2 separate regions of the Homo sapiens genome follow, and region 2 is linked to region 1. The links are chromatin contacts, found by Hi-C or POLR2A ChIA-PET in ENCODE. All regions are on one chromosome and are shown on one strand. The core of a region is the stretch at or near the end of the contact, and the rest is flanking DNA. Distances in the headings are between cores, read along the strand shown.

What was found. Hi-C counts contacts between places; a loop is a spot of excess contacts on that map. ChIA-PET counts read pairs that join two places held with the same protein, here RNA polymerase II (POLR2A). Pooled maps may share reads with other maps.
Region 2: a pooled map shows a loop between it and region 1 (2.3-fold over the local background). The contact joins the enhancer-like site here to the promoter of AIFM2 in region 1. A Hi-C loop is called at or near these places in 8 of 50 pooled maps. POLR2A ChIA-PET finds 5 or more read pairs at or near these places in 10 of 52 experiments (A549, BJ, H1 and 6 more).

The regions. Positions count from the first base shown.
Region 1 is chr10:70,130,397-70,134,074 of GRCh38, reverse strand. AIFM2 (AIF family member 2) reads left to right here and starts at 1,250. Exons shown (of 9, transcript NM_032797.6): 1 at 1,250-1,341. RefSeq lists silencers at 1,076-1,395, 1,228-1,437 and an enhancer at 959-1,459.
Region 2 is chr10:70,272,940-70,276,617 of GRCh38, reverse strand. All of the region lies in intron 1 of NPFFR1 (neuropeptide FF receptor 1), which reads left to right. Among named protein-coding and RNA genes, the nearest start is that of NPFFR1, 9.2 kb to the left of the region's middle. RefSeq lists an enhancer at 3,384-3,483. Within about 2 kb of position 1,796, at least 6 of the 41 ENCODE cell types and tissues checked have a DNase peak (open chromatin) inside an H3K27ac peak, as active enhancers do.

The DNA of each region.
Region 1 (3,678 bases), core at 1-2,500:
GTGCCTGGCCCTTATCCACAACTCTTAAAGTAGGTGCTAATATTTGCAGTAAGTAGATGGAGATGGCTTATCTTTCGCTGAGTTAGCTTGGTCTGATTTGAGCTGGCAATACACTGCCTTCCAGGTCATTGTCCTGCCTGTGGGTCTTTGCACATCCAGACCACACTTCCTTCCTCTTTACCTAAATCTACCTCTTTCTCATCCTTGGAGAGAAGTATTTGCACCCTTCCTTTGCCCTCAGTCTTTCTTTTTTATTTTTTCATTTCATTTCATTTATTATTATTATTATTATTATTTTTTTTTTGAGACAGAATCTCACAGTCACCTAGGCTGGAGTGCAGTGGAATGATCATGGTTCACTGTAGCCTCAAACTCCTGGGCTCAAGCAATCCTCCCACCTCAGCTTCCCGAGAAGCTGGGACTACAGGTGTGCACCAACAAGCCCGGCTAATTTTTGTAGGTCTCGCTATGTTGCCCAGGCTGGTCTCCAACTCCTGGGCTCAAACGATCCTCCCGCCTTGGCCTCCCTAAGTGCTGGGACTGTAGGCATGAGCCACCGTGCCTGGCCATGCCCAATCTTTCTTACTGCAGTTGGTGATACATGGTTTTTGTTTTCTCTATACATGTATTTTTTGGTGGTGTGTTTAATATCTGTCTTTTCCCAGACTGTCGCCTCCGTGAAAGCAGGAACCTTGTCAGTTTTCTCTCCAAGTTATCCCTCCAACGCCTAGCACAGTGCCTGGCAAATGTAGGAGCTCAACAGGGTTTGCGGAATTATTATGTGTATGTCTGAAGGAAGGATGTTGGCAGTGCGCCCAACGTGTGAGGGGAACCCCACTCTCCAAGGTTCCAGTGGCTTTAAAGGTGTCCTCGAGAAAATCAGAGGAACAGGGGGATGCTTGTTTTCCTTCCTTCCTTCTCTCTCTCTCTCTCTCTCTCTCTCTCTCTCTCTCTCTCTCTCTCTCTCTCTCTCTCTTTTTTGCTTTAAAGTATGCTGAAAGGACACTTTAAACCAAGTCTGAATGGCTCGGCAGGACTGGGGCGCGGGTGCTGGCAGGAGCCGGAGAGGCGACATCTGGCCATGGGAGCATTTGTTTCAAAGTTCAAGGCCGTTCGCTCAGGGTCAAGGTTAGTCCGGCGGGCCGTTCGGAGACCAGCCCCAGCGTGCCAGGACCGTTTCCGGGGCCTGGCCGGGGCGTTGCCGCGGGGTCGGGGACCAGCACGAGTGCTGAGTCACGCCCCGCCCGGGAGCGCCTCGGGTCAGTAACTCGGGAAGACGACCAAGCGGGAGCGGGAGCGGGAGCGGGAGCCGGAGCGAGAGCGCGCGGGCGCGGCCGACAGGTGAGATCGCGCCGCCAGGCGGGCTCTCGAGACCCCGGGCGCCCCGGGCGGGACCGGGACCCGGAAGAGGGGCGAGCGGATTAGAGGCCTGGCTCACGCCGCGTCTGGCGTGGGGAGGTCGGTGCGCGCAGTTGTGGCGCTGCGAGGAGAGGGATACTCGACTCAGGCCCGCCCCTCTCTGTCTCCCCCAAAAAACGCAACAGGGAGATGTGCTCCTGGCCGAGGGCAAAGAAAACTCCACCCTCCTGGTTTGGCCCCTAAATCCCTGCTAAGTTTTCCTAAGGAAGATGGGCTTAGGCCGGGAAGGGCGAACCGGGGAAGAGGGAACACGGGGCGGGTGTAACCCGGATCTTGCGAGGACCGTCCGAGGGTCCGCTGGGTAGAAGCGGCCGGTCCGGACAGAAGCAGGTGTGAGAGGAAAGGGAGAAACCTCAGTCTCTAAGAGGAAAGAAACTGGAGTCAACCCAGTGCCCATAGGCTCGGGGGAGCTGGGGGGTGCAGCACTAGGAAGTCTGCTTCTCCCTTCCCGAAGCCCTGGGTGCTGCAGGGACAAAGACCAGCGGTGAGTAAACTAACTCTGATGGGACGCGTGCAGTCCACCTGGAACTGAATTAGTGGCCTATATTGGGGCTCTCCTTCCAACACCACCTGATCAACACACCCTACCTTTCCCTACAAGGAGAGTCTTTTTGACCCTGGAATTTAAGGTGAGGATGGGGAGTGGTGAGGTCTCTTGGGGGCTGATGATCCTGTAGGAGGACAGGCATAGGGCAGAGAGTCAGATATAGTTTGGGATGGGACTTGCAGGTTTCTGGACTGTGCACCTGTGTTCAAAAGCCTGTATCAGGTTCCAGTGTGCGTGCATGCACCTGCCAGAGAGCCCCGGGATCTCAGATCACACCTGCCCTCACCCCAGCACCTAGAGAGGAGTTCTCCAAGGAGCACAGTGTGTCACCAAGAAGAGGGCACTGAGCCCCAGCCAGGGTGGGCTGGGCAGGCTTAGCACTACCTAGCCCAGAAGTGATGGGCTGGGCAGGCCGGTGGACTCCAGGGCCAGCCTGACTTTTGTCTGGTGGCCAAATGAAGCCAGCGTCCAGGTACAGGTGGTGGGCAGACCATGGGGACCACAAAACTGGCTCTGAGGAGGATGGACAAATTGCTTGGCCTAGGTTTTCTGTGCGGGAGTGAATATGACATCCAGATGAACCTGTCTGCCCCAGAGCTGCCCTCCCCTGGGGATAAAAGGAGGCTGCCTCCCTTAGACTTTGAGTCCCTTTTCAGAAACTGGTCTTTTGGGGGTTCTGTTCTTCAAGTAGTCCCTGAGGGGCTGGCCATGGAGTGTCCCAGGAAGGGAGGCCGCCCAACCGTCTCCATCCTGCTGTGTCCCGCAGGTGGAGGAAACCTCCATGGTGCTGTGAGTCGTGCTGTAGTGGCCTTCTTATCCGGGACGGCCACTCTGGGAATGTGGCTCTCCAGAGGCTGATGTTGAAACCTACCCTTTGTGTGAGCCATGACGACTCAAAAAGCATCGTGTTTTATTTGTAATATTTGTGAAGCAATACTGGAGCAACTCTGGGATGACATTCTTGCTTTGATCAGAGCCCACACGGTTCCTGCTGTGTGTCTTCTGAGGCACAACCTCTGAACAGCTTTGGCATAAATGTAACTTCCTGGTTTTTCAGTAGTCCTATGGGCTGCTTATTGTGGAATAATACCCTTGAGATCAGGGTGGATGCTCTTGGCAGAGAAAACAGGATTGACTGAGCAAATTTTTGTGTAAATCAGATTGTGTGTGTGTGTGTCTGTGTGTATGTGTGTTGTGGCAGGGAGCAAAGGTAAAGTTACTGAGGGGTTCCTGGACAATCAGGGTTTGTTCCGCTCTCTTAGGCCTTCTTTTAAGCTAACATTCTTGAACCTAGACAGACATAGTTAAGATTCTCTGTGATTCCCACTGGGGCTTTGGTGTTCAGTTCAAAATCAGATGGTGGATTTAGCAGTTCCTCAAAAAGTTAAACTTCAAGTTACCATATGACCCAGCAATTCCATACCTAAATATATACTAAAGAGGACTGAAGACTGGTTCACACAAAAACCTGTACACAAATGTTCATAGTGGCGTTATTCACATAGTCAAAAGGTGGAAACAACCCAAGTGCCCGTCAGCTGATGAGTGGATAAACAAAATGTGGTCTATTCATACACCAGTAATGGACTGTTTTTCAGCCAGGAAAAGGAATGAAGCACTGATAACATGCTACAACTCGGATGAACCTTGAAAACATGATGATCAGTGGAAGACGTCGCAAACAAAAAGCCACATAGTGTATAATTCCATCT
Region 2 (3,678 bases), core at 547-3,046, 140 kb before region 1:
AGACTTCATCTCCAAAAAAAAAAAAAAAAAAAAGATACAAACATAAAGAATTAAATTCGGTCTCTCATGCTCAAAAGCTTTTTGTAGCTCTCTCGTTAATAACTGAAATTGCATTATTAGAGCTTTCCTTTTTCTAATTTAATGTCTGACTCCTTTTGAAATGCAAAAGCCTAAAAGAGACACAGCGCTTTGTTATGAGTCATTTCCTCATCCATGTGAACAAGTTTATCAGAATATTTCCTAAAAGAAGATTCTGCTAGGGATGGGGAGAGAGAGAACGTTAAGTAACCTAGGACTCCAAGCAGTGATGCCTCGTTAGGAGGTAATGGATCTCAAAGGGGTTAGGTGTCCTCTTCTATTATTTCTCAGTTGAGCACAGAGTGACCCCGGTTCTGCCTTTGGCCACTGTATGCCTGGTTTTAGGCAAGGTTTTAGGTGATACATGCACTGTTCATAAAGTGTCAGCTTTGTAGCAGAAGCCTCAGGAAGGCAAAGTTCCTTCCAAATCAAGGATCCCTAATTGCTGCTAATGGACCCTAGAGGTCTTTATATGTGACCTGATGATACCCAAAGAGGATGAGAAAATGGATGGAGATGGCAGAGCCTAAGCAGGAGCTCAAACTCAGAACAGGCGTCCTGGCTTATTTGATGCACCCTGAATCCCAGAGCCCAGCAAAATCTGGAGGTCTACCACTACTGCATGCTGTATTCTTAGAGCAAGTCTCTTTTTGTCTTTGAGTTTTGATTTTCCTGTGAAATGAAGATAATTCTCCTTTCCTTGTCAGAGATAGCTTGATGTTGTACAAAACAAATTTCAAAAATAATGGAAATACTATCTAATAGCACCTATGGGATACAGCTAAAGCAGTGTGTCTAGGAGAATTCATAGCCTTTAGTACCTAACTTATCAACATACATTAATCATATTTATGTTCTAGGCCCTGTGCCAGATAATGAGGAGCATTTCAAGCTGAACAAGGCATGCTTTCTACCCCTAAGACATTTCTAGTTTAACTAAAAGAAAAAAAAAATCTCTACACTTAGCTGAAGCAGGACGTGAAATGTGGCCAGCACTGCAGGTAAACTGAACCTGCAGACCTTGAGGAAGCAGCCAGCCATTGAACCCGGAAAGGTGCTCCAGGGCATATGTTTAGCCTTTCCAAGAGAAAGAGAGAGGGAAATCCCTGCCTCCCCTTTACTTTCCCCTCCTCTCCCACCTTAAGCCTCTTCCACATCCACTCTCTAAGGCCTGGAATTCTTTTAAATAGACTGAGAGTACAGGCTCAGTATGTGATAAAGGCAGTTCAGTTTTCACTATGAGGTAAATGATTTGTATCAGAACCTTTTCTGAATACAATTTTTGATGGGTAAAACCGGAGACCTCCTGCAGGAAGTAAGGAGAAATAAAAAGGCCTCAGAGTAGAAGAGAAGTATAAAGAGGGGCTCGCTTGGGGGCTCCTGATGGCTGTATTAGCAACTCAGCCCTCAAATTCTTTGGCCTTTGCCAATCCAAATGATTCTTGGAAGGGCAACCTGCTCTCATTCACCAAAAAGAGGTCAGGCTTGCAGAATCCATGTTGCTGTGGTGGGTGCCTGGGATGGAGGGGCTTTGGTTCAGCCTGCAAGAGGAACAGTAGGAGGTTATAGTTCTCAAGAGGCCTCCTTCCTCCTAGATCCTCTGCCACATCCACTTTTTACTTTCCTAAGCAGTACTAAGAAAGCTTTTGCCAAGGCTTGCTTCCCTGGGAACAAACCCAAATGAACTGAAACCACACTGCGACCTACTGGTTCCCCACAGCTGCCTGGCAGATAGCTAATGCAGTCAATAAGCAGTCTGAAGTTCTGCAAGGCCCTTTGTAATTTACTCTGCTGTCTCTCTGAATGTATTAACAACTCCATGAGGTTGGGAGAGGCAGGAAGCCCAGGTCATCCACATTCGAAAGCCAAGGAGAACACAGGGATGAAGTAGATCTCCCCAGTTCTCTTTGGAATACCAAGAGGTGGCATGGGGGCTTAGGGTCTACTATCATCAGTCTCCCAGCCACCCCAAACTAACTATACCTCCCTTTAAAAATTGTACTAAAGCAGCTCTAAGACAAGTTCCCAAGCTTCTCCTCCAAACCAAGTTTCCCAGCCCCCAACCTCTCTCTCTCTCTCTTTTTTATTTTCAAGATGGAGTCTCGCTCTGTTGCCCAGGCTGGAGTGCTGTGGTGCGATCTCAGCTCATTGCAACCTCCACCTCCCGGGTTCAAGCAATTCTCCTGCCTCAGCCTCCCAAGTGGCTGGGATTACAGGCATGTGCCACCACGCCCGGCTAATTTTTTGTATTTTTAGTAGAGACAGGGTTTCACCATGTTGGCCGGGCTGGTCTCGAACTCCTGACCTTGTGATCTGCCTCCTTCCATCTCCCAAAGTGCTGGGATTATAGGTATGAGCCACTGTGCCCAGCCCCCAACCTCTGTTATATGCAGTCAGTGACCACCATGGGGCCAGCTCTCAAGGCCACGCTTTCTGATTCCCAGGTCAGTGTCCTTTCCTCTCTGCATTAGCACAGTCTCCGTGGAAGATTACATGGCCTGTTAAGAGACAGCGTGTGGGATGGTGTTGGGGAGGGAGGTGGGCACAAACATCTAATCTAGGGAACAGGAAACTTGGGGGTCTATGGTGCTACCCCTGCCCATCTCTAACACTTTCTCTGACCCTGGGATTCTGAACCTGGACTCTGCAGACTCCCAGGAGGTCCATGGATGACTAACTTGAATCCCCTTGTATTCACCAAGACACTAGGGTTATAAGCAACAGAAACGAGTGCTGGCCAACCTAACCAACACTGGGAATCCATTGGAAGGGTGTGGGGAGGTCATCCAATGGAAGGAAAAGCTGTGTTATGAAGACTCAGAGGCAAATCCAAAGCAGAAGAGGTCTGATTGGCATCCTCTGGCCAGCGGTTGGTGCAGACACCTGATGGACGGTCCCTCAAAAGCTCCATGTGAGGAGGAGGCTGACTCCCCAGGGGAAAAATCAGTACTCGAGAAAGAAGGGCTCATGGATGCAGGGTGAGCCCAAAACCTGATGCCCAACACTGCCTTGAAAGTGTGTGCCAAAATCCAGGGCTCTTTTTGGGAGCGGATCCAATGCTTTTGGAGACCATAAATTCCTCCAGACAGGAACCATTGATTGGCATAACAAAAGGAAGCCCTAGGAAAGCATCTGTGAAGGAACCAAAATGCATCAGAGTCTTAAAGAATTTGATGACCCCCAAAATGTTAAGCCACACTAAACTTGACTGTGAGTGGCGGGAGGGCAGGGGCTGTATGGTTCAGTGGTTCTCAAATCCGGCTACACATGGAAATCACCAGGGGAGTTTTTTGAAAAATACCAGTGCCTGAACAACCCCATCCCCTGCCCATCATCCATCCTTCCCTACCACCCTGTAGAGATTCTGATCCAGTTGGAAGGGGCAGGAGCTGTATTGTTAAAAGCCAGGTGATTTTGATATGAGTCAGGGCCAAGAACCAGTGACATCATCAGTATTTTATCACACGTATCAGTTTCCTTCTGATTAGAAAGGTTAAATGCAAGCTAGAAAAACCGAAAATAAAAATCACTTGAGGAAACACCACCCCTTGTGGACAAACATTGTTATTTTTTCTGTTCACCTACAGTTCACATAAACGC